Linked DNA regions of Mus musculus: regions 1, 2, 3 and 5 are each linked to region 4. Evidence: chromatin loops called from intact Hi-C (ENCODE). Cell type or tissue: heart. All regions are shown on one strand.

Region 1 (5,000 bases), 460 kb after region 4:
GGAGCTAGAGAAAGTACCCAAGGAGCTAAAGGGAACTGCCACCCTATAGGTGGAACAACATTATGAACTAACCAGTACCCCGGAGCTCTTGACTCTAGCTGCATATGTATCAAAAGATGGCCTAGTCAGCCATCACTGGAAAGAGAGGCCCATTGGTCTTGCAAACTTTATATGCCCCAGTACAGGGGAACGCCAGGGCCAAAAAGGGGGAGTGGGTGGGTAGGGGAGTGGGGGGGGTATGGGGGACTTTTGGGATAGCATTGGAAATGTAAATGAGGAAAATACCTAATAAAAAAATTAAAAAAAAAAAAGAAAGAAATGTCCTACTCACACTTCTGGAAGCTGGGACTCAAGCACAGGTAGCAGCAGGGTTGACGTCTGAAGGCCCCACCTCCTCTGTTTCACTTCATGTGACGGAAGGCAGAAGGGAAAGAAAGGGGCTGGTCCTGAAGGGTGTTTTGTAGGGTGTAATGAAGGGAGAACCTTCATCACGTTCGTCCTCTAGAGCCCCAACCTTTTAATGGCACTAGAGTGGAGATTAAACTTCAATGTGATTTTAGGTAATGAGGTAGTGCTATGGGTTATGACTTATGCCATAGCACCAGCCCACTATTAAAATATGAGATGTTGAAAACAAATAATGTTATTTCAAAGTTAATTCTTGCTAGGCCCTTGAAATCCTTATGTAACCAAGGCTAGACTTGAACTCCTGATCTTTGTACCTTTGCCTCTCATGTGCTGGCTTTACAATCACGTGCAACAACACCTGGCTGGAGAAAGAATTTTAAAGGTTTAGGTTTATAAACTAGGTGGTACTTTATGTCCTTCTGTCTCCAAAAGTGAATCACGAGGTCTTCGTTACTGTTTTTTTTTTTGCTGTGAGGAGACACCGTGGCCAAAGCAATTTGTAACATAAAACATTTCATTGGGGTTTGCTTACAGCTTCTGAGGGCTAGTTCATGACCACTATGGCAGGGAGCTTGGCGACAGGTAGGCATGGCGTGGCAGTGGAACTGCAGCCAAGGGCGCACATCTGATCTGTAAGCTGCGGGCAGAGATGGAACAGGAGCAGAGATGTTGCACCGGCACACTTCCTTTGTGAAGTTCGCCTCCTAATCAACCCTTCCCAAACAGTCTACCAACTGGGAACCAAAGACTCGAATATGCGAATCTATGGAAGTCGTTCTCGTGTAACCTGCCATACTGTGTCTCTCATTCCCAAACATTTTTAACACTTTAAAAACAAAAACAAAAATATGGAGACAGAATTTCCTAACCTTCTGGGAAGTCCAGTGAAAAGATTTAAGGTACGATATCTCTCAGTTTGCCACAGGAGCGAGTGGCAAAGGAAAGATGGACCGTATCAGTGAAATTTTAACCAGGACCTTTGCATAATTAACGCATTACAAGTAGGACATTATAAGTTCAGATACCATTGTGTTTGCTTGACTGGACCTTACACACACCTATGAGGATAACCTTTAATTCGGAATGCAAATAAACCGAAGTGGCAAATGCTGAATAATGATTTCACTGAAAATTTTTCTCGAAGTAACACCAGATAGTCACCATTTTGTGTGCACTGAGCAAGGTAATTTTTACCATAGAGTTAATATTTTGGTTTGGTGTTAACATACCATATGATGGTAGTCCTTATTTTAACTTCTGGTTTTGGTCCTATTCTAAGATGGCATAAACAAATAAATGCAAGCGTGTTGAGGATGGGTGTTAGAAGGGCCTGTGGGCTGAGCTCAGTGGGAGAGAACTTGCCTACCTTGCAGGGAGCCCTGAGTTCAACTCCCCAGTTCCACAGAAGAGAAGGGATGGAGTAATTAGAAAGGTTTGGAGCTAAGGTTAGGCTCTTAAAGGTAAATGACTGAAGTGCGCCCCCATGTGGTGGGGGGAAAGGCCACAGCCACTAGCCACAAGCTACAGGGCGATACCCAAGAACTGGAAGTAAGAAAACAATCTGAACTCAGTGGAAAACCTCAGGGGCATCGAGGGACGCTGAGGGCGACAGTGCCAACTGGCATCTGTCCAGGATGCTAATGCCCCTCTTCTTACAGAAGTATCGAGGGACCGAGGGAGGAGGCGGGAAGGAGGCTAACTTGGAAGCCTATCAGGAAATACAGGAAATTTAATTTTAAAATTAGAAAAAGTTTTCATTTAATAGGATTAAGGAGAGCATTGGGTAAGTACTGTTTAAAAATGTAAAACTGCTCAGAATGGCAGCCGGCCAACCATCTATAGTAAGTCGCTTCTCCTCCCCATTATCTAGAATGGTTCTTTGTGTTTAACTTTTTCCCTCTGAAATACTAAACCCGTTGGCTGCTTGATCCATTTTAGCACATGCTTGCAAATGGAAGACATACAACATGAGGGTGTGTTTATTATTATTTTTTTCTTTAGACTGTAACTTTGGTTAAAACTATTGAAGTCCTGGCTTAGGGCTGGAGGAAAGGATTCCCTTTCTCAGGTAGCCAGAGTGGTCCTTAAGCAAAAAGGAACTAAGAGGCCCGAAACCAGATAGGAATAGAACTGATACCAGAATTTTTAATGCTGGAATACTACCCACGAACAGGCTCGGTTAGGCAGGTGCGCGCGCTGTGGCTCTTGGAGACACAGGGTGGGATGAAGTCTTCAAAGAGTACACTGTGTTTGGCTGCACAATTGTCTTTCCTCTTGGCAAAAGCTTGACTATTATACAAGGGTGGAGAGGAAGGCTAGGAAGAGATGAGGCCGGGTACACCCCACAACAGATTTCACCTTTAGGACCTCTGGGGGTTTAAATAAAATTCAAGACATAGAGTCAGTTCTTGAATACGTGACTTACCACTTAGCACATGGTATTTTTCAAGTCCAAGTTTGCAACTCTTTAAGGTGTATTTTTCCAAACCCCTTATTTTTCCATACTTATATATGGGACAGCCAAACTCTGATTCCCAGAAGACTGTGGACGATGCTTAAATCCCTGACTAGGCATTTAAGAAAGCAGGTATGACATCTCTTTAAGTCCTGGAGGAGAAGTGGTCTGTCTTTGAAATGAAATAACCCCCAGGATACAGTCCCTTGGTATCCTCAGTACACTGTTTCCAGGATCCTTCCCACTGACACAGAGCCTGCTCTCAGATTCCAAATCCACTGTGCAAAGCTACAAAGCTGCACAGTGACTGCACAGATGTCCAGATAGACTCATAATGAGTAGAACATCTCTGGATTTTTGTAACACAAGTTAAATGCATCTGAGTAGTCCTGAAGCTGAAATTTTGGAGGAAATAATAACACAAATATAGTCACACTCAGGAGAGTTGTGATTTTTGTGGGTTTAAAAAATACTTTTCATTTGAAGCTGTTTGGCTCCATGGAGATAGAGCCCATGGATAGAGAGGACCAGTTACATGTACAGAGTCTGACCACTTCTCAAATACCTATTGTTATCTTGGTGTCCAAGCCACCATTGTCCCCTGGCCTTTTCTAATGCTCCTTAGCTGCTGTTCTCTCTGCTCCCACTTTTGTTCCAGTGGAGCCTGTTGTAAGCACAGAGTCACAGTGACCATCTGCTAAGTAAGACCGTGTTCCTCCATCTTCAATGGCACCCATTTTTACTCAGATGAAGAGCCCAAGTCCCTCAAAGGCCTAAGGACTCTGCTGGGCTGGCCCTGTGCATACCTCCTGTCTCCCCTGCTCATACTTACACCTAGCCATGCATCTCTCTGTGCTTCATCAAGTAGCCCAAGTGCAGGCTTTCTTTTTTTTTCTGAAATATTTCTCTGAAATATTCTTCCATCAAACAGCTGTGTGAATTTTTTTATGCCCCTTGCCATTTGCTGATCTCTAGCATGGCAATATTCTGTGGTATTTCCTTTAGAAGACTTTTCACTACCTATCACCTACAAGGATTTATCTTTGTATTCTATATAGATGTGCCCGGGTCTTCTTTAGAGACACCATCTGTGGTGTCCATGCCTGCTGGGACTGTACTACTATTTAACAGCGATCTGTTTATTTCTAGCTTATGTAAAATGATCTTGAGTTTTATAAAGTCAATATTTCTTTATTTGGGGGCAGTTATATTGAACCATTGAAGACTTCCTGTGTGGATTCTTGAAGTGATTTTGGATGGCTGAGGTTTAGCTATAAGGATATTTCTTGTGAAGTGAATTATACTCTCCTGTGACCTCACCAGACTGTAGACTTGACCCTTACTGCAATGGTGGTTGGTGAAAGATGCTGGGGATAGAATGATGCTATTAACTCAATAGGACTGATGACCTTACAGGAGAGAAAAACCTTTGTTCTCTCTTTACCTATACAAAAGATAGGTCATATGAGGAAACAGTGAGAACGTAGACTTCACGTTCGAGGCAAGAAGCATCCTTACCAGGAACTGGGTCTGTAGGCACCTGGACTTCCTGGAGCCCAGAACTACAAGAAATAAACCTGTGTTAAGCTCAGCAGTCTGATGTGATATTTTGTTTTGGCACCATGAGCTACCTTCCAGAACGACAGAGAAATACGAGAAGAATAGCTTGTCCAGAGGAAGTTTTAGATGCTACTTGGCCACCTACTATTGTTTTTGTACGTTTTTTATAAGCACATTGTTTAATGGCTATATAGTATTATTAAATGAATTTTTCGGAAATAAGGATGAACTCAGGACCTTACAGAGGCTAACAAGACAACCACTTTCCCATGGAGCTGACTACTATCTGGAGGGTCTCCAGAATTGTCCAGGCAAGCCACAAACTTGTAATCTTCTGGCCTTAGACTCTCAGTAGCCAGGACTGCATATGTGTGTTGTGGCTGCTCATGGCTAGAATTGGAGTAGTTCCTAAAGTAAAGATTTCAATGAGATAAAAACCCTAGTCATCAATACACTAACTCAAGAATAACTTTTATTGAAGGCACTGATGTGTGGATGCCCTGTTTGTCATCTTTCCATTACTGTAACAAAATACCTAAGGTAATTAACTTAAATAGAGGAAAGGTTTATTTTGGCT
Region 2 (5,000 bases), 140 kb after region 4:
AGATGCCCCTCAACAGAGGAATGGATACAGAAAATGTGGTACATCTACACAATGGAGTACTACTCAGCTATTAAAAATAATGAATTTATGAAATTCCTAGCCAAATGGATGGACCTGGAGGGCATCATCCTGAGTGAGGTAACACATTCACAAAGGAACTCACACAATATGTACTCACTGATAAGTGGATATTAGCCCAAAACCTAGGATACCCAAGATATAAGATACAATTTCCTAAACACATGAAACTCAAGAAAAATGAAGACTGAAGTGTGGACACTATGCCCCTCCTTAGAAGTGGGAACAAAACACCCTTGGAAGGAGTTACAGAGACAAACTTTGGAGCTGAGATGAAAGGATGGACCATGTAGAGACTGCCTTATCCAGGGATCCACCCCATAATCAGCATCCAAACGCTGACACCATTGCATACACTAGCAATATTTTATCGAAAGGACCCAGATGTAGCTGTCTCTTGTGAGACTATGCCGGGGCCTAGCAAACACAGAAGTGGATGCCCACAGTCAGCTAATGGATGGATCACAGGGCTCCCAATGGAGGAGCTAGAGAAAGTACCCAAGGAGCTAAAGGGATCTGCAACCCTATAGGTGGATCAACATTATGAACTAACCAGTACCCCGGAGCTCTTGACTCTAGCTGCATATGTATCAAAAGATGGCCTAGTCGGCCATCACTGGAAAGAGAGGCCCATTGGACACACAAACTTTATATGCCCCAGAACAGGGGAACGCCAGGGCCAAAAAGGGGCAGTGGGCGGGTAGGGGAGTGTGGTGGGTGGGTATGGGGGACTTTTGGTATAGCATTCATTGGAAATGTAAATGAGCTAAATACCTAATAAAAAATGGAAAGAAAAAAAAAAGAAAAAAAAAAAACACTGAAATCAGCCTATCTGTGAAAAGAACCAGGAATTATTATATCTTCTTAGAACGGTCCAATTCTTACATATGAGAAGAATACAACTTCTAATAGTTTAGCAAAACTTTTTCTTTAGTGTCTATTAGTAGCACCTAATTTATTCCTGATACAATGGAGGGTCATCAATGATCAATAGCTCTTCTGGTAAGAGTGTAGCTTCAGGAGCCCCTCCAACATCAGTGCTGGAATGCTGACTGATGATGATCTTGTGCACATCTCACGCAGGCAGCCACAGCTGCTGTAAATTCTGTGTGACAATATGTCAGGTGCAGAAGATAGCATCTCACAAACTTCTCCCAACCCCGTTCTTAAATTCTTTCTGCTCCGTGTTCCCCGAGGCTTAGATGGGAAGGGATTGATGTCATGAGGGCAGAGAGACAAGGTCAAGTATGCCATTCTATCATGCTCCACATTAATCTCTTGTGCCACGCACTCTGGTCGAGTCAGCGGAAGCTGAGAGGCTTAAAAGTCACTCATGAGGAAAAGAGTTTCAAGGAAGCTCTCCTCCTGGAGTCTGGCGTTCTCTTAATTCTCCATTCCCACGTTAGTCTACTATATGGATCCACGTGCTCTCTTTCAGTATCATCTTATTATAAGTGCCTTTTAAGATTGAATTCTGACATAGCTAAAGCCTCAGTGTTCCAACAGTCCTAGAACGTCCTTGAGCTAGACAGTGACATTCAGAGTAGCCTCTGGTATTATACTATCAATAAAAGCCAAGTCGCTCCCATGTACAGGAATTTACAATGGTTTAAAAAGTAGATCGGGCTGTGGTTTTAGAGTATTGCATTATTCATGAGATGGTTAGCTAGAATGGAACTCCCTAGTTAGAACCATGACTTGGGTGTGAAAGCCCTTGCCCTAGGAGAGTAAAGATCTCACACCTGGCTCCTAAGACTATAGCTGACCTTAGATAGGGCTGACTTTGTCTCAGTTATTTTATTGCCCAGTTCCTGCCAGTCTTTGCGTTTTCATTCCTCTGTTCTGTGTAAGAGTCATTAAGCATCCGGTTACCTCATTTGTACCTTGCAGGTATGTCACCCAACTTCCTTATTGTCTTCTGCATAAAAAGTCTGATGTTCAATTTGAAAAATTACATTCAGATCCAACACAAACTCTCCTGTGTGCGTCTGTTTGTCACTCATCCGATGCTTTGCCCACCCGCAACCAGAGACCCGTTCCACGCAGACAAAGGGGCCCAGAGGGTCTGCAGCACTCTTGAGACTGGGTCTCTCACTGAACCTGGATCTGGTGTGGTAGCTAAGGCAAGCCCCAGCAACCCTACGGCCTCCACCTCCTACAGCACTGGAGTTCCAGACAATTACAGCTGCACTCAAGTTTAGATGTGGGGGCTGAGGATTTGAACTTAGGCCTTCATACTTGTGTGCAGTTATGCACAGAGTTATCTCTTGGTCACCGTTGGGAAAGATTCAAAGAGCTGCTTCTTCTGTCTGGATACCACCACTTCTAGCTCACCTTTATCAGCCTTATCAGAAAAAGCTTTAGACCCTCCAGAAGAATTGTGTTATCCTCACTTGGTCTTTGAGTCTGCACAAGACACTCTCCCTCCTTGTGGGCCTCTTTTTGTCCATTGTTACGCTTCTACAGATGGCACCTGGAACATTTCTTGGACGTTTTGCATCCCCATTTGCTACACATACTGACCCTATACGTTGAGGGCCCTTCTTTTTTGCCCTCTTCTAACGAGTACTATAAGTCCCCAGATGGGGTACAGCCTCCTCCGTTACATCTTTCCTTTACATTCACTGCTCCCACACTTTCCCCTTTCCTATATTAGCATATTGTCTTTAATCTAACTTTCTGATGCAAGCATATTTCCTCTTCCATGGGGTCTAGTCCAGCATCCAATAATCTGCTTCTGGAATGGAAAGATAGACAGTAAGTTCCATACATGAGTATTGCGATACACTCTATAGTATGCAATGGACTTCATCTACTTAACGGCAAAAATCATACAATGTGATTATAGAAATGCACAGCTTCTTTTTAACTGTGGCACCAGATGAGTGCTAGCTCACTCACAAGCAATAGCCATTAACTGGGCACAAGACAGAAAATAACAGAGCCTTGTGCTTACTGCTTGCCAGTGACTGGGAGCCCCCTGCTGTTCAAATAAACACAATACCTTGTGTCACGTCCTCCCTCCCCACCCCACCCCCAGGCTAGCAGGGCAGGGTTCAACATTCAACAAGTAGCCTTAAAAACTTACTTATACCATTTCTGGCAACAGATTGTTGTCATAAGCTGTTTTTTAATCATCTCCCCTAAATCATCCCAGCCCTCTTCTGGATCCAAGAGGTACCGTCATGATCCAAATCACCTTGATTCAAGAGCCCACTCATGGCTCACCAGTCTTTCTCCAACCGCTCTTCAGCAAGATCTCAATCGCGTCTGAGCTTTTTTATGCCAAGTATTGTCTAAGCACTCCGTCTGCATGACACATCCTTTGCCTTCAACGCCGCTCGAGCTAGTTTCTTCATTTCCGTGTAAGGAAAAATGAACTCTACAGTGGTTAAGTAACTGGCAAAGGCTGAAGCTGGGGCTTGAGCTAGGACCAGAGCTGCAAAGCCACATCTTTTCTCTGGCATCCAGCCTGACTCTTTTCCCTCAAACTACTTGCTTCTGCGATTTGCCTCTTCTTTACAGCTTCTCCTCTCTTAAGGCCTCACTCATATTTTATTAATGGGCTTTTATTAATAAGCTACTGTCCGAAAGTGACTTGGTCCCTCTTGTCCACCCAACTTGTCTTCTTTCACTCACCTAGGTGACATTGCATTTCTTCAAAGTGGTTCTCCATACCTTCTATTATCATTCTAGAGAATATCCATCATAAAACACAGGCATGTTAGCTGAAGCTCAGAGCTAGGATGAATAGAAATGAAGATGTGTTAGCTTCCCATAAACTTTAGTTATGGATTTGACCTCAAATCTCTCTTCATTTGAAACTCAGCCCTGCTTGTCCACCTTGTCTCTGATTTAGAATGGAACTCTTTTTAATTGGATTCTCACATTTTTCTTTAGCTGGTATAATTTAATTTCATTATTGGCATCTTTTTAGATTAATTTTACCATTTATTCCCAGATATGTTAAAACTTACACGTAGCTTTATTATTTCCTGCCCTGGGTTAGTAGAATTTATTTTTATTAATGAAATAGCCTACCTAGCTAAATGATATTCATAGAATATTATAATAAAACTACCAGAGAATGAAATATACCAAGAATAATTTTTAGGAAGTGAATCAAGATAAATTTTAATCATGGGTAGCATTATTTTATGTATTCACCTGATCCTTAATAATACTGTCTGATCCTTGTTACTATTAAACATATCACTACAATGTCTCTTAGTTAAAAAAATTATTGCTCCCAGATTTATAATCGTAAGCACTTGTTACAAAGACAAAGGCTCATTTTACATTCCAAGAATCATAAATATCTGTTAGGAGGTACTAAATAACTAAAATAGCATGTGAAAATATTATTAGCTAATAGCTTTTCTTTTCAAATAGAAATGTGCCGAATCTGGTGATGATTTTTAAAAGTCTAAGGTAAAGCCTATCTGTAGCACTGGTATTTAAAGAAAGACCATTAATCCACTTTCATGTCAAATGCACAGAGAGATGCTGTAGTAGAGAAAGTTGCTCTGAGCCACTACCTAATGCTGTGATGTAATGCCCCATAGCTTTTGCCTGTTGTTTTGATAAACTAAAAGAGCCACATATTAATTTGCAATAGAAACACATAGCTATCAAGCCAATCGAAATGTTCTTATCACTTAACATGTCATCTAAGAAGAAAATAATCCAGACAGAAAGCCAAACTGTTCTAACAACATCTGATCCACACAGCAGTAGCCAGGCCCTCCTACTGTGTGAAGACTTCCAAAAATCTGTCAGGAACACTTATCGCTTCTCCTCTTGGGTGTCATACTAATAATAAATACTGTCAAAAAAATCTTATTGATTTAGATTATAACTGCCTGTCAAACTCTCCAGTCTGCATTCCTGAAAAGTCTTGGCACAATGCAAAATCTCCCATA
Region 3 (5,000 bases), 300 kb before region 4:
CTTATGAGAATTTCCTTCTATCATTCTACTTAAGGCTGGGAAGTAGAACTCTTTAGGAATAAAATCGCTTAAGATTTTTTTTTCCTAAACTGAATAGCTAACATATCTTAAAACATGAAATTTTCTTGAAGAGGGGTTTTGTCTGTGTCTTGGCTTTTAAAACATAAATAATATTAATAATATTTGGAACTGAAAGATAACATAGGTAATTTTTCCAACAACAAATATGTTCTTTTAAAAATTAATTTTAAATTATTACTATTATTATTATTTGCATGTGTGCATATGATATGCAAGTGTGGATATGCATGTGCCCCGGTTTGCCCTAGGATCAAAGTCAGGTCACCAGACTTGCACTGCAATGTCTTTACCTGCTGAGCCATCTCACAGATAACTTCTTTCTATCTCTCTCTATCTATATCCATATCTTGTATATCACTATAGATAAACAGATTTATAGTAGATAGATATAGATAGCTAGAGAAATGGAGAGATAGATAGATAGATAGATAGATAGATAGATAGATAGATAGATAGATTGATTCACATTGGGGGCCCATTGTGTTATTTTATGAATACACCGTGTCTTAGTTTGGGTTCTATTGCAGTGAAGAGACACCATGACCAAGACAACTCTTATAAAGGCAAACATTAATTTTGGGGCTGGCTTGCAGTTTCAGAGGTTTATTTAGTCCATCATCACCATGGTGGGGAGCATGGCAGCATGCAGTGTAGGCAGACTTGGTACCGGAGGAACCAAGAGTTCTACATCTTGATCTGAAGGCAACAGAAGGAGATTGTCTTCCACAGCCAGCCAGAAGGAGGCTCTCTTCCACACTGGGCAGAGGCTGCACACAGGAGGAAACCTCAAAAGCCTGCCTGCTCAGTGACACACTTTCTCCAACAAGGCCTCACCTACTTCAACAAGGCCACACCTTCTAATAGTGCCATGTCCCATGAGCCAAGCATATTCAAATCACCACACACTGTGTAAGTATCAGACCTGAAATTTCATTTAAATGATTAATATAAATCTTATTTCTCAGGCAATTGTTAACCTTAAGGTAGTTTTTAATGTCATAATTTTGTGTTGATCCAATGAGACAAGTATTTCAAACATAAGAGTTTCCTTGGAAAGAGTGTGTATGGATGTGTGTGTGTGTGTATGGATGTGTGTGTGTGTGTGTGTGTGTGTGTGTGTGTGTGTGTGTGTTTGGGGTGTGTGTGTGTGTGATTTAGCAATTGATTTTAATAATAACCACAGCCTAACATAACACACATTTATCTAAACACAACAAACCTGCTTCGACATAGAATGTAGAAAAAAAGGCCAGAGTCTTAGGAGATGATTAAATGTTTGTAAAACACTTGTGCCTAGCAAGTTTCATCAGAGGGTCACATTACAGTTGTGAAAAGCTACACCATGTAAATAATTGGATCATTTCCATAGAAGACATTGTAAATATATAACCTGAAAACTTTCTCACTATCTTTTAAAAATTCTTGCCCTTATTGCTTGGTTATTTTGCTGAGGGTTACTATAAGTTTAATATGCTTTTACATATTAGCAATAATTTCTATGAAACATTCTATATTAACTTTATATCATGACAACCGAACTTGTATTGATACTTAATGCACATATGTGTGATATATTTTTGTGCCTGAGGCCATTTATCTGCAAATATTGCTGCTGAAGGTTAGGCTAGCTGTTTCCTGGCTGTCTCCAAATTGCTACAGGATGGATTTTCTCAGACACAGAGTGTGCGTGGTCAAGATCTGTATCTTGCCCATATCGTTAGTTTCTTGTACAGCTGGATCTGTCCCAGTTCACTGCCCCAGAGCAAACAGAAGCTATTAATATTTTAATGAATTACCTTTGGGGCGCCATGGAAAAAAGAAGAAAAGAAGAAGAAGAAAGCAATAAGATTGCCAGTTTCCCTGAGGGATTGGGAAGCCTGAGGCAGTTTCATCTCCTGTCAGCCTTGGTCCTTGAAATGTTTCCCTTGCTAAGTCTCCACACTGTCATTTCTGACTATCTTGGCATGCCTCAGCTACACCATAGTCAGCTCTTCCTTTCTGTTTTGCAATTATCCAGTTTGCTGCTGGGGAAAAAGACAATCTCTAGGCAGTGTTTGTAACACATTTGGGACCATTTGGGGAAAGGAGAGAGAGAGAGAGAGAGAGAGAGAGATTGATTTAACTCTAAGCTAAAAATCACATCCTATTTCCTCATTAAATAAAAGGTAGTGTTCATATCTGATATTAGCCTTGACTAATACTATCATGAAAGATTCATTTCTAGTCAGCACCCATAAAGACTTTCTTAAATGTCAGTGACAAAGAAACCCCAAAAGTATTGTGCATCTTCCTGGTGAGTTTACTCCAGGTTTGAGCAGTGCATTAAATCTAGCTCTGGGATTTTTCAGCCCTTGAAGCCATGCCGGTTAAAGGCATGCTTGCAAAGTGTGACAGAGCCACTAGATGGCAGGAGTGCACCGCCTAAGATGAGAGCCATCCTCAAGCAGATAGCTTCAGCCTCCCTCCTGGCAGATGTGGGGGAGGAGTTGCTGATTATTGATTGGTTCACTGACCCCTGTCTCCTCCTCTTCTCCTCTAGCTCTAATTGCAATCCTGGATGCGATTCTCCCATGGCCACCTCTGTCAGGGTGGGTGGCTTCAAAAACTGTCTTGCTGGACCCTGTAAGTGGATCTGCAAGATGACACAGCCTCTTTAGTTCAAGGTGGTCTGAATATCTTTTAACTTACCCAGCCCAGTAATCCTGGAAACTGTCAGAAAAGAGTCCTAAATATGCCCCTGACTGGGAATGCTAGTTTCTCCAAGGATTAGTGTGGTGGGTCAATAAACCTGCCTCTGATTAACACACCTGGTTTTTCTACCATGCTTGTCTTTGCTCATTCATTTCCTCTTCCATTAAATGTGTATGTCGTTCCTACCATGAATTAGGTGCCAGGAATACAACCATGGATGAGACATATTCAGGCCCTTTAGGAAGTCTTCTGTTTAGGTACCAGAGGTTTTTAAAGGCATGATAGATGAGTGATAGTTGATACAGAAAGGGCAGATGCAGGACATGTTAGCATCTCTGTTGTAGAAGATAAAGAATACAGACGATTAGAAATGGGACAGGCAAGGAGTTGGAATAGGAAAATCTCAACCTAATGTCTAACCTAGAGATTAGAAGAATCTGCAACTGAGGTAGGAGAGGGTGCTGTGAAGGAAGAAGTTGTCTGGCTAATGTGAAGCCAGGCATGTGGGCAGAGGACGAACAAACCAGGACCAGATTGAGACAGTCTCCCCCATGCTTCGACAAAAACATTTCTGCTTGAACTTCTTTGATCAGTGGAGAGCTGTGAAAGATCAAGTAAAAGGCAGAGCCCTGGTCCTATCCAGTATTATAGACAGATCAGGCCAGAGCCCTGCTCCTATCCAAACATAGACAGATCATGGCAGAGCCCTGTTCCTATCTAGGTTTTGTAGAGACATCATTCTGATGGCAGTAAGAGAGAGGACAGTGTTAGAAAATTACAAAGTTTGTACAATTACAAAAACCACAAGTTAGATCATGTAGGGACACAGTCAGTATCCTATGAGCAAGATCAGGAGGATATTTGGAGGGTTTTGTTGTTGTTGTTGTTGTTTGTTTGTTTTGTATACATAGAGTGAGAAAACTACTGACTAACAAATGACTTCCTTTGTCTGCGGCAAGTACAAAGAAAGAGTAGCCAGTGAGTGGGCAGTTAATGTTGAATCTCAATGTATAATGTTCAAATAGCACAAAACTGTAAATTTGCATCATCCCCCCAGCTCCCTGACATGAGTGGCTTCATGCATGGTAGGCTTTACATAAAACGATATCTGGCTGATATATAGCTTCAGGATGAAAGAAAGCACTAGTTTCCTAATCTTCACGGAGCTGAGAGATCAACTTTTTTTCTCTCCTTAATAAATTCCTTCCTTGAGTTTGTTTCTATTACACATTTTGGATTTGGCTGCACATACTGTATTTTCAAAGCCTTCAATAGACATCTCAGTAAAACTAAAGTAGAAGTTGCTCAGGACGAATCAGCAAGCACTGAATTGATAGCACCCCAGAAAGCAATATAAAAATATGTTTTGAATGGAATGTGTATACAATTCTTAGAGGTACTTTTGACACATAATTTGGAAGTTTTCTATGATTAATAGTACCATGGGAATTGAAATAAAGAAAGGAAGATGAGAGAAAGAGAGGGAGAGGGAGAGGGAGAGGGAGAGGGAGAGGGAGAGGGAGAGGGAGAGGGAGAGGGAGAGGGAGAGGGGGAGGGGGAGAGGAAGGGGGAGGGGGAGAGGAAGGGGGAGGGGGAGGGGGGAAGGAAGGAAATGAGACAAACAATTGAGTTATCTAAACTTCCTGGCATTCTAAAAACACACAAATCAACAACAACAACAACAAACCAAGGAAGCATAACAGAAGATAGCTAAACATTTAAGTTCTGAAAGAAGAGAATTGAATGCATGGTCCACAGACTGATGCACTGTAAACACATGAAGAACTGTGGCCTTCTGCAGGTCCAGGCGTCAGCCAACAGTGCATGTCCTGACTCAAGATTTATTGCTCTTTACTAGGTTGCAAGCACAGCTAACCAACACAGGTACCTTCCTTCTCATCACTCTTAGGCCCCACGAAGGACAACAGATCTCAGGCAAGGAAACACAAGTGCAATGCATTGCCTTAATAAATACGAACCTTGAACTAACTCTCCAATATTTCTCTTCTTTGTGACTGTGCTTCCGTAGAAAGAAATGTGTGCCTGTGCTTGTGACATACAGCGGAACAGAGCCACAGGACACAAGTACATTGCCTTGGCCATCATTCCAGAGACAGAATTCTGCTATGTTTGTGTCCACTTGAAATGAGCACCCGCTGAAAAGAGACAGGGAGTCTCCTAGGTCCTTAGAAAAAGGCTGCTGCTGAAAAGTGGGAAGTGTGCTAGAC
Region 4 (5,000 bases):
GAGAGCAGAGCTCGGAGAAGCATAAGCTTTGCAGCCAGCATAATGATGCCCCAGAGTCATCAGGCAGATCTGAGATGCCCCGTGTTCAGTCACCTCCACCAAGCAGTTCCTGCGCAGAACCCCTCAAAGTGATGCGCACACTGCTTCCTTGGCCCTTCATCTATTGCTAAGTACTACGCCCTGGGTTTCTAGATATGTTTACAGTTTGTGTATCCCCTCCAAAGAGAGCCTGTCCTCTCACAATTCTTGATGTCTGAGTGTCATGTAGGTGACCTGCATTCCTACTTTCTACTTACCCATAATAATGAGCCCAACACAAGCAAGTGCTCCGTAGACGAGCTGGCAGCCAAGACCAAATGGCCTGGCTCAAAAGTAAATACATTGGCAAGCTTGGCCTATGAAGTTCTTCTTTCTGGAATATATATTTAGAAAGGGGGACAATGCGATATTTAACAATGAACAAGAAAGTCAAAAGAAGCTAACGTCCATTTTGCTGCTGTGGCAAGCAGCAAAGTCTTAGCCAGGCATAATTTATGAACAGACAGAAAGTATGTGGAGTGGAGCTTAAGAAAGACTGGTGCAGAAAGAGGAGAGCAAAGCAGACAAACAGGAAAGAGAAAGACCTTGAGGAGAGGACATGGCTGTCTGTCAGTTCCACAGCCTTCTGGACTGATTCCACTTCTGTCGGGAGATCTTTACAATAGTCTTTTCCAAGGAGACGACTTGGCTAGAACAACCCTTTGTTCTGATTAAGCACTAGATAAATGTTACTCTCTTTCCTGATTTATTGATACAGTCAACTATTCGTCTCATCAAACATTCTGACACGCATACTTTAATGCACTGATTCAGTTAAAAAATTCTTGCCCACCTACCATGGGCTAAGCCTTTGCTGCATGCCTTGTTTGTACTGAGCACTGAACTGGAAGCTTCCTAAATTGTGTTTGTGTTTTTCTGGGCACTGGACAGGAAGATGAGAAGAACATAAGAGTGGCCTAAAGGTGACATGGATGTTTAGGAAAATAGAAGAATGTTCATCAAATGGCTAAGAGAGGTCTCCCCATCCCTTAATTCTTCTTTACGCCAGACAACTCCAGCACCCACAATAGAAACACATATAACGTCTGAATTTTTCCTTTGTTTATTCCCCTGTCGATCTGCCCCGCCTTAAGAGAAGATTCAGAGTAGGGCTTTCACAGCAATGTCCCCTGATCCTGCCCTGTGGTTGAGGAATGTGTTTCACTCCATCCCCTGCCCAGTCCCTCAGCCTTTCATATGCCACCACCTGTCACGAGGATGTCACAGCACAACAAAGGACAGCTTTAATTCTAAGGATTATTTTCCTCTGTCGGCTTTAAAAAGGTAGAGGGAAAGCATGCCTGTATTCCCACCTTACAAAAGAGTAAAGTATTGCAGTGACTAGATGGGGGGAGATCGCGGGGCCACCGGGTGTCTGGAAAGGTCTGTAAGATCAGGTTCGCTTTCATGTCCAAATGGGAACCGAGCAGATGGCTCCTCTCAGGGCTGTTTACTCACGCTACAGCTCTGTTTGAAAAGACCTGCTGCTGAGAGCAGAGGCTGGGGCACAGGAGGACGCTGCAGTCACTCTGAGTCAGCCATCTAGGTCAGGGGCTCCAGAGCCACGCTTCAGAGTGGGCGTGGGAGTTGGCAGGCCACGTTAAGCATCTCCAGAGCCTCACAGGCGCTGCCTGCTTCGCCGCAGTGAGATAGAGACCCAGCAGCTGTGGAACATCAAAGCTCCCATCTTTAGGCTACAAACAATATTAGCTAAGCCTGGTTAAGGTTTGTAATTTCCAGTAACAGGGCAGGGGTGGGACAAGTAATTGGCAGCCAGGGCCTCTAATCAATATCAGATTGGCAGTAAATTAGTTGTTTAATTAAATAAAGGTAATTTGTTGAATTGCCAATTATCTTCCCAATATGAGAGACCTCAATTCAATAAAACAAGAGTCTGGTGAGGAGACAAAACTACTCTACAGGCTCTATAACAGCATTTCACCATGAAATCTCCCTTCAGGAGGAGGCTTGAGCCTATAGATACACCAGGACCTTTCACAAGGTTAATGATCCAGACTGCCACCTTCCAACACGATTGCAAAGGTCAAACTGTGGTTCCCTCGGAGCTGAGCTGGCTCCTAGTTAGATTGCCAAAGGATTAAACCTTGTTCCTTCAAACAAGAGGCAACTGAATACTGAGGACTGCGTGCTGTCAGGAGGAAAATTAATTCCTGGGAGACAAGAAGTGTTAAACTCCCTGTTTAACTTAGTAATTATTTAATAACAATAGGCATAACAATAATAATAAATAGTAATTTGATGCATCTTTCTGAAACCCAAGAGCCTTGAGCCGGCAGGCAGAAACAGCAGCTGGGCCTGGCGTGCCAGCAGCCGTCCCAACACTAGATGGCAGCTCGAGCCTGCGTTTGGATCTGTGTCTCCTCTGCAGCTCTCCAATACTTCCCCCAACCGCCCAAGAGATTTTTAGTCCTCTGAATTTTAACCAATTGTGCTTCATCTTTTGTCTCCAGAAGGACAGAAATAGGCTTCCTCTTTCCCTCTAATTGATTTTAAGTTTCCCTTTGTTCAAGCTCTGCTAAAACGAGGAACGAGCCCTATTTTTCAAGGGCTGGCCTGCTTGCGACTTCTATTAAGTGGGCCAAATAATTATACCCCAAAGAGAAACCTGTTCTCTGGAAAGCACTCCGCATTTGCTCCCAGAGCAATGTTTGCTCGACTCCTTGCTGTGGGCACGCGGCAGGGGAGTCGCCGTCCCTGAGGAAGTTTGGGTCTTCTCTTTCAAACCAAATTGCTGGCTTATTGAACATATCATCTGCTCTAAATGCCCTCTCAGACTGGTTAGTTTATCAAAAAGGGTGCTAAGTTTGCCTTTTGGTTCCCAAGTCCCTTTACTGGATGGCTTTTCCCATACTCCTTTTCAAATAACAGCATCGCTACTAAGCACAAACAGCTTCACAGCCCAGTGCAGTCCTGACTTTCCTTCCATACTGAGTCCCTATTGTTTATGGCAACAGTCCAGAAAGCAGGCATAAGCCCTTGGCCATGGCTGCCGCACCCAGTGCTTTGACTGAGCTATTATTACCTTCTGCTTCAAGCACTAGCCTGCATCTCTTCAGGTTGGTGATGACGCTACTCCCCTCAGTTTCCAATTTGAGTCCCTCCCTTTGCTAACTGTCAAGTCCATTTAGCTGGCATTCTCCATCCAGGACTTTCCTGTGTCAGAGCATTTATGAGTCAATAACCTCTAAAGAATAGAAGCTCCCTGAAGGCCGTGTCCCCATCACAGATTGCTCTACTGCCTAGGAGTATAAAGCTGACTAATCTATATGTATTAAATTAAATAAGTACAGAATGAAAAATTTGTAAACTTGCCTCACAACCATGAATTCTCTCTAACATGTATCGAAACATAGTTGAAAAAAATCGAAAGCCGTTGAAAACCTCTGAGTGGCTTACGGGAATCTATCACACCGTGTCATCATTGGTAGTTTTCTGTAAGGGGAAATGGGCATGATAGATTACAGAATCCTGTTCAAGTACCCCCTGCTTAGCAGTGAAGGTATTGTAAACACACTGGTCATTGTTTAACATATCATCTCTATCGACCAATTAGAGTTCTTGCGCTGCCAAGAGTGCCCTCTCTTCTGTTGTCTGTCACTCTCCCCTCACTTTTGTGACTCTATGATTACCTGGCTTTGGCTGACCTCCTTGAGTTCTCTCTGCTCATTCAGTGGCCACTGGGCCTCAGAAATCCACCTAAGTCTTTGTTGGGAAGCCTTCCTTAGATACTGAAGACCCTCCCGATGCCCACTTCTGAATTCTAGTAGCCCTGAACTCCTCCTTATTCGTGACTTTTAAAATCAAGATCCAAACTATGCAAGATGATGGCCTTGCTAGGAACTAGAGTGCACATTCTATACTAACTGGAAATAGAGCATGCATGCGTTCCTTATTCTAATTAGTTCCTTCCTATACAACCTAGCTTCCACAGCTGAAAGCTAGCTACCTAAGGAATGCTTTATGCTATCCATCTTTTATATTTTACAAAGTTTCTAACATGATCCTAGATAATTCAACAACACTCTCCAAACTGGTTCATATAAAGTAGGTTATCCTATGAAATGACTCATCCATAACCCAAAATCAATACCAAAATAATCTATTATCATCCTATTCCAAGTCTTAGAAGTACCAGGAGCAGAACAGAGGAAGAACAAGACTCTAAGAGAGCCCATGTCTGGTGCCAGGAAGATTGTGGGATGACACTTCAATAGACACCCAGTACTTCCCTAGAGACTGCAGCCCAAAGGTAGGACTGCAAAAGGAGGTCATGACAAATCATGACAGTGGCCAGCTCCACCAGGACAGCCTCTGAGATCACAGTTTGTGTGTGTGTGTGTGTGTGTGTGTGTGTGTGTGTGTGTGTGTGTGTGTGTAGGATTCTGTGGCTGACTCGTTTTTAATTGATTAATCTACTCACTTTACAGCCCAATGTCTCACCCTCCTTCCTCCCAGTACCCTCCTACTCTGAGAAGGGGGAGGTCCCTCCTGGTATCACCTGCCACCCAGACTCATCAAGTCACTGCATCCACTCCCATTGAGATGGGACTAAGAAGACCAGTTAGGGGAACAGCATCATTCCCTCCCCGCACACACTCCAGTTGTTGAAGGATCCACATGAAGGCCAAGCTGCACCTCTGCTACATATGTGCAGAGGACCTACATCCAGCCCCTGTTCTCACTTAGGTTGGTGGTTCAGTCTCTTCCTAGAGACTCCAGGTTAGTTGATTCTGTTGATCTTCCTGTGGAGTCCCTATCCTCTTCCAGTCCCTCAATCCTTCCCCCAACTCATCTACAAGACTCCCTGAGCTCCATCTGTTTGGCGGTGGGTCTCCACATTGTTTCCATTGGCTGTTGTGTACAGCCTCTCAGAGGACAGTTATGCTAGACTCTTGTTTTCA
Region 5 (5,000 bases), 250 kb after region 4:
AGAGCCATATTTGCCATGCTCGGGCTAGCTGGAGTCCCTGCATCACCGAAGTCCAATTTGGCGAACCAATGAGAGTTCTGAGGGTTACTTACAGGAATGTAGGTGAAGGGTGACTAACAGCATCAAAAATGACTCAAAGACAGCCTCATCACCCAGGCCTACTAGCAAAGGTGACAGCTCACAAAAACCAGAGTGCACTGCACAGCCTGCGGGCAGCTCAACAGGTTGGAGAGTCCCTTTTCCAAGGGAGTCAGTCTGTCTGACTCCTCCAGGCAGCCTGGCTTGTCTCAGAGGGTTCTTTGCAGTTTGACTATATTGCTTCCTCCGAGAGGGAGGGAGCCTAATGAAATCTGGGAGTTTCAGGGACTTCCTGAAACTATTTTGAGGTGTTACCCTCTGGCTTAAGGATCTTCCCTACAGGATGAAATGTTTCAACCTAGGAGGAAATGTAGCGGGAAATATTTAAAAAGCCACCATCCCGAGCTAGCGCCAGCTACTCTCTGGCCCCCGTGATCTCACTGCCTTCATGGCTAGCCCCATGCAGCGACCACCTATCTTGTGGTTCTCTTGCTGTGGATTCTGCTCCCATTCCCTGTGGTTAGCAGTCACAAATCCCAGGAACCTGGTAAAATCAAAACTCTAAAGGCTTTTAAAATATCAGTCAGATTGATATTAGTAAATTCTCAACCCACAAAACACCCGCACAATGAACTCACAACTCAATTGATATAAACACAAGCTACACACCTAGATGGGGTAGATGCATCCGAATTATTAGTTAGTTAGTCATCTATCTAAGAAATCCCCAACACTTATGGCTCCCAGGACTGTGTGGGTCCAGCTCCTCTTCCTCTCCTTTAGGTTCCATCTTATCTCTTCCTCTCCTTCCCTTCTCCTCTCCTCTCTGTCCCTCTGTCCTAGACTCTAAAATTCTCAGTCCCCTTCTTTTTCCACTGCCCAATCACGGGCTCTCACTTTGTCTTGTACCTACCCTCGCTGCATATAGGCAGCCATCCACAAAGAAACTGACACACAACAAGCATACATTTCCTTCCGTCATTCGAGGCCTAGAGTTTGAACTCAGGTCCTTAGGGTAGGAAGCAGTCACCTTTACTATCAGCTAGTGGGCCCAGCATTCATCTTTTAAATAAAAGCCTCTCTAACCATTGCGGGGTGATATCTTATGGTTGTCTTCATTTGCCTTTGCCTAAGGATTAGTGATGTGCCAGCTGGCCATCTGAATAAATGCCATTTCGTATGCTTTGTCCATCCATAAAGTTTTGTGTCTTATCTTCTATGTATGCGTGTTTTGTCTGCGTGTATATAAACGCATCGTGGATGTACCTTGTACCCAAGGAAGCCAGGGGGGGGGGGGCTTCAGATCTTCTGTAACTGGAATTACTTAAGGTTGTGAACCGCCATGTGGGAGTTGGGAATAGAAATCTGATCCTTTAGAAGAGCACCCAGCGCTCTTAATTACTGAGCCATCTCTCCTGCCCACTTTCTGCATTTTTAATGGAATGATTTGTTTTCTTACTGTTGAGTTTTTTAACTAGGTCTGATTATGATTTGACCCTTTGGTCTGTAGAAGTGTTTCTGTTTGACCTCCCTCTTGTCTACACTTCCTACTGTTGCTTGTGCCTTTGTGGTTCTAGCCAATAGATTTGCCCAAGCCAGGAAACCAAGTAGTTTATGTGTATTAACTCAAAGAAGGCTGTTTGAGATGGGTTTAAAACATGGCTTATACATTCACTCCTGATCATTTTCAACTCATAAAAGCTCTCGCTTCTTTTGGCGCTCTCTTCATATAGGGCAATGTCTACTTTTCACCAAGGGACTCATTCTCTTTGTGTCTACTATGGGCTGAATCGTTACTCCTGCAAGGTCATAAGCTGAGGCCCTCAACCCAGTGCCTCAGAGTGTAGCTGTGTTTGCAGATAGGGTCTCCGGGTCTCTAAAGGGTTGATTCAGTTAACACATGGTCCTTATAAAAAATAAGAGTGTAAATCTGACATGATTGGTGCACACAAAGGGAAGTGAAGACCTGGGGAGGTGGTGGCCCTCTGCAAGCCATGGGAAGAGGCTTCAGAAGTCACCAACATTATTAACATCTTGTTGTCAAACTTTTACCACTTGGAGCTGTAAGAAAATTACATTTGTTATTTAATCCACATAGTCTCTTATACCTGGTGTAGCAGCTATGGCAAACAAATACAATACCTCACTGTTAAAACTCTAAGGGAGTGAATATGATAGGTCCAAGTTGATGATTAAGGCCTCTGCTAAATAAAGCTTAGAACAAACCACAATATCACCAACCCATAGGATGCGCTCTTCTGAACAAATGCTCTCCCCCTAGCCAATTTGCTTTGTCCAGGGTGTATGAGAGCCAGGAGATACGCGATACAAGCTAACCCCAATGGCAATGTATATTTAAGTATCCATCCTTGCCAAAACGGTAAGGACTTAGAACACCTTCCATTGCTAGGAAACTGGAAGCTTAGCAAGCCTACTAAGTTTGGACCTTTATTTAAGATTTCTTTCAATGGACCAAGGCAGAGCTAGCAAAACACACAAGCGTGCATATGTCAAGAAATATGCAACTTCTATCACTTGCCTGCTGCTCCATTCCAAGCCTCCATCACTACACCTGGCACCTGCTAAGAACTTAAGTAACATGTCCACTTCATATGGACGGCAACATCCAACCAGAGACTCTTTTAGTGGGTATAATTCCAAACAGCAGAAACCTTGGACAAGTCTTGCGATGGCTGTTGGGTCAAAAGATCCATACATCGAGAAATATACTCTGAAATTTGCGCTTAGCAGATTCTTCTGAATTCGTCTTGAATGTACAGTTACAAATAAGAGAATGGTGACAGGGCGATTCGTAGGGGAGGCTGGAGCTCCCCCTAGGGGCGGAGATGAGGTATCTCTAAAAATGCCGTGAGGTTCAGATAGGTAATTTCTTATTTTTGAAGGAGATAAAACCTAACCTTATGTGGCAGCATTGTTGAAAGAACCTCAAAGGATGAAAGATCTAATGATAAATCTTTGGTTACAAATCCATCCAAAAAGCCATCTACCAAACATCAAGATGTAAGATACAAGATATTTGAATATTAAAGTTGAAATTTATTAATTTTTTGGGTTGTTTTTTTTTTTTTTTTGAGACAAGGTTTTCCTGTGTAGCACTGTCTGTCTGTCCTGAAACTCACTCTGTAGACCAGGCTGGCCTCGAACTCAGAGATCACCCTCGCTCTGCTTCACAAGGGCTGGAATTAAGTGTGTGTGCCACCACCAACTGGCTTGAAATTTATTAATTCTTTTAACACCTATTTTTTTTTTTTGTGGGGTCTTGGATGAGAACATGAAAACGCAAGCGATGTGTGGGTACTGAGATTAGCAAACAGCTTGCACGAGTAAGTTTCTTCTTCCACCAAGAGAATCCTGGGAATTGAACTCAAATTATCAGACTCCGTAGCAAGTACCTTTATCATAGCAGCACAAAATGGAAATTATGTAAAAACGAGTCTTTGGTATACACTGTGTAATTACAATTATTTTAATATTATACAATTTAATTTTATTACATTTTTGTGAGATATTATAATTCTGTTGAACTTCAAATGATATCTAGTCCTGACACCCCAAAATTCTAACAGTTCCAATAGTCAAGATCAAGGGCAGATTTTGGTTTTATTGTTTAATTTTTGTTGCATACATGTTTATGGGGTGGGGTCTTTTTTGCAATTTGTATTAAAAACATTTTTATTGATTCTTTGAGAATTTTATACAATGTATTTTGACCATATTCGCCCCCAACTCCTGCCCTTAACTCCTCCTAGATCCACCTCTACCTCCCCATGCCTCTCAATTCTTTGTTTTCCTTTTTATTAAAAAAAAATAGCCCATCTATTTAATTCATTCTCTTGGTGTGAGGCTAGCCACTGGAGCATGGTCGACCTACCAGGAGCACCATTTGTGGTGGTTTGAATAGAAATGGCCCTCATAGACTCATGTGTTTAAATGCCCATACGGAGTGGCACTATTAAGTGTGGCCTTATTAGAGGAGGTGTGGCCTTGTTGGAGGAGGTGTGGCCTTATTAGAGGAGGTGTGGCCTTTGTTGGAGGAGGTGTGGCCTTATTAGAGGAGGTGTGGCCTTGTTGGAGGAGGTGTGCTATCATGGGGACAGACTTTGAGATCTCTTATGCTCAAACTATGCCCAGTCTCCTTCTGTTGCCTTTGGATCCAGGTGTAGAACTCTCAGCTCCTTCTCCAGCACCATGTCTGTCTTCATGCTGTGATGTTTTCTGCCATGATGAAACTGTAAACCAGCCTCAATGCAATGTTTTCCTTTATAAAAGTTGCCATAGACATGGTGATTCTTCATGGCACTAAGACCCAAACTAAGATGTGGAGGAAGAACGCTGTGCCACCAGGGGTGCCAGGCCAAAGCAAGAGTGAGGTCAGTATGTGTCCAAACCCAACAGGAATAGGACTGCTTCCTCCTTGCTCTCAGCCGGCATGTCCCAGCACATGTAGCCTTACAACCTGCACCTCCACTACCCCTGGGGTAGTCAGGTTACCTGGTGGCCAGATTAAAGGTTCAACTTCTTCTTGCCTTGTAAAGACGTGCCCAGCAAGCACCCCGATTTCCTGTTCGTGCAAATGGACCATTCCCAGCACCTCGGCACCAGCCAATAATATATACTCACCCACCCAAACCCCTATTCACTCCCCTAGATTTATATAGCCCTTGTTCAGCCCAATAAAGAGATCTGTTTCACTGAAACCCATCTCCAGAAGGCTCATGGACTAACACCAGCCGAAGATGCTATCTAATCCAGCGGTCTGTCAAAGCTTCACTCCTTCCAGTCCAGCCAAGGGCACAACAATGGTTACTGGGTATCCCAAGGGGAACAGCAGACTTGGGCTGGCACTAAGAAACCATCAAAGAAAATGGACCCTCCCTTCTCCAGAAGCCATCAGCAATCCA

Evidence for each region. Hi-C counts contacts between places; a loop is a spot of excess contacts. Peaks named below come from ENCODE experiments on the same cell type or tissue, not always from the same donor. Only the 100,000 strongest peaks of a DNase experiment are listed, where the experiment ranks them.
Region 1: it touches region 4 in a loop (3-fold over the local background); 12 of 42 quality-filtered maps call a loop at or near these places.
Region 2: a loop joins it to region 4, with 2.4 times the contacts of the local background. A loop is called at or near these places in 3 of 42 quality-filtered maps.
Region 3: a loop joins it to region 4, with 6 times the contacts of the local background. A loop is called at or near these places in 31 of 42 quality-filtered maps.
Region 5: it touches region 4 in a loop (6-fold over the local background); 39 of 42 quality-filtered maps call a loop at or near these places.

The regions. Positions count from the first base shown.
Region 1 is chr15:51,693,812-51,698,811 of GRCm38, reverse strand. No RefSeq gene overlaps it. Among named protein-coding and RNA genes, the nearest start is that of Gm34562, 44 kb to the right of the region's middle. In heart, a CTCF peak has its summit at 1,896 (motif pointing left); no DNase peak of the experiment used is centred here.
Region 2 is chr15:52,018,444-52,023,443 of GRCm38, reverse strand. No RefSeq gene overlaps it. Among named protein-coding and RNA genes, the nearest start is that of Aard, 19 kb to the left of the region's middle. In heart, a CTCF peak has its summit at 3,041 (motif pointing left); no DNase peak of the experiment used is centred here.
Region 3 is chr15:52,456,512-52,461,511 of GRCm38, reverse strand. No RefSeq gene overlaps it. Among named protein-coding and RNA genes, the nearest start is that of Gm41322, 14 kb to the right of the region's middle. In heart, a CTCF peak has its summit at 2,480 (motif pointing right); no DNase peak of the experiment used is centred here.
Region 4 is chr15:52,158,374-52,163,373 of GRCm38, reverse strand. No RefSeq gene overlaps it. Among named protein-coding and RNA genes, the nearest start is that of Aard, 120 kb to the right of the region's middle. In heart, a CTCF peak has its summit at 2,411 (motif pointing right); no DNase peak of the experiment used is centred here; H3K4me3 peaks cover 712 bases; H3K27ac peaks cover 686 bases; H3K27me3 peaks cover 245 bases.
Region 5 is chr15:51,909,826-51,914,825 of GRCm38, reverse strand. All of the region lies in intron 1 of Gm34678 (a long non-coding RNA gene), which reads left to right. Among named protein-coding and RNA genes, the nearest start is that of Gm34678, 6.1 kb to the left of the region's middle. In heart, a CTCF peak has its summit at 2,913 (motif pointing left); no DNase peak of the experiment used is centred here.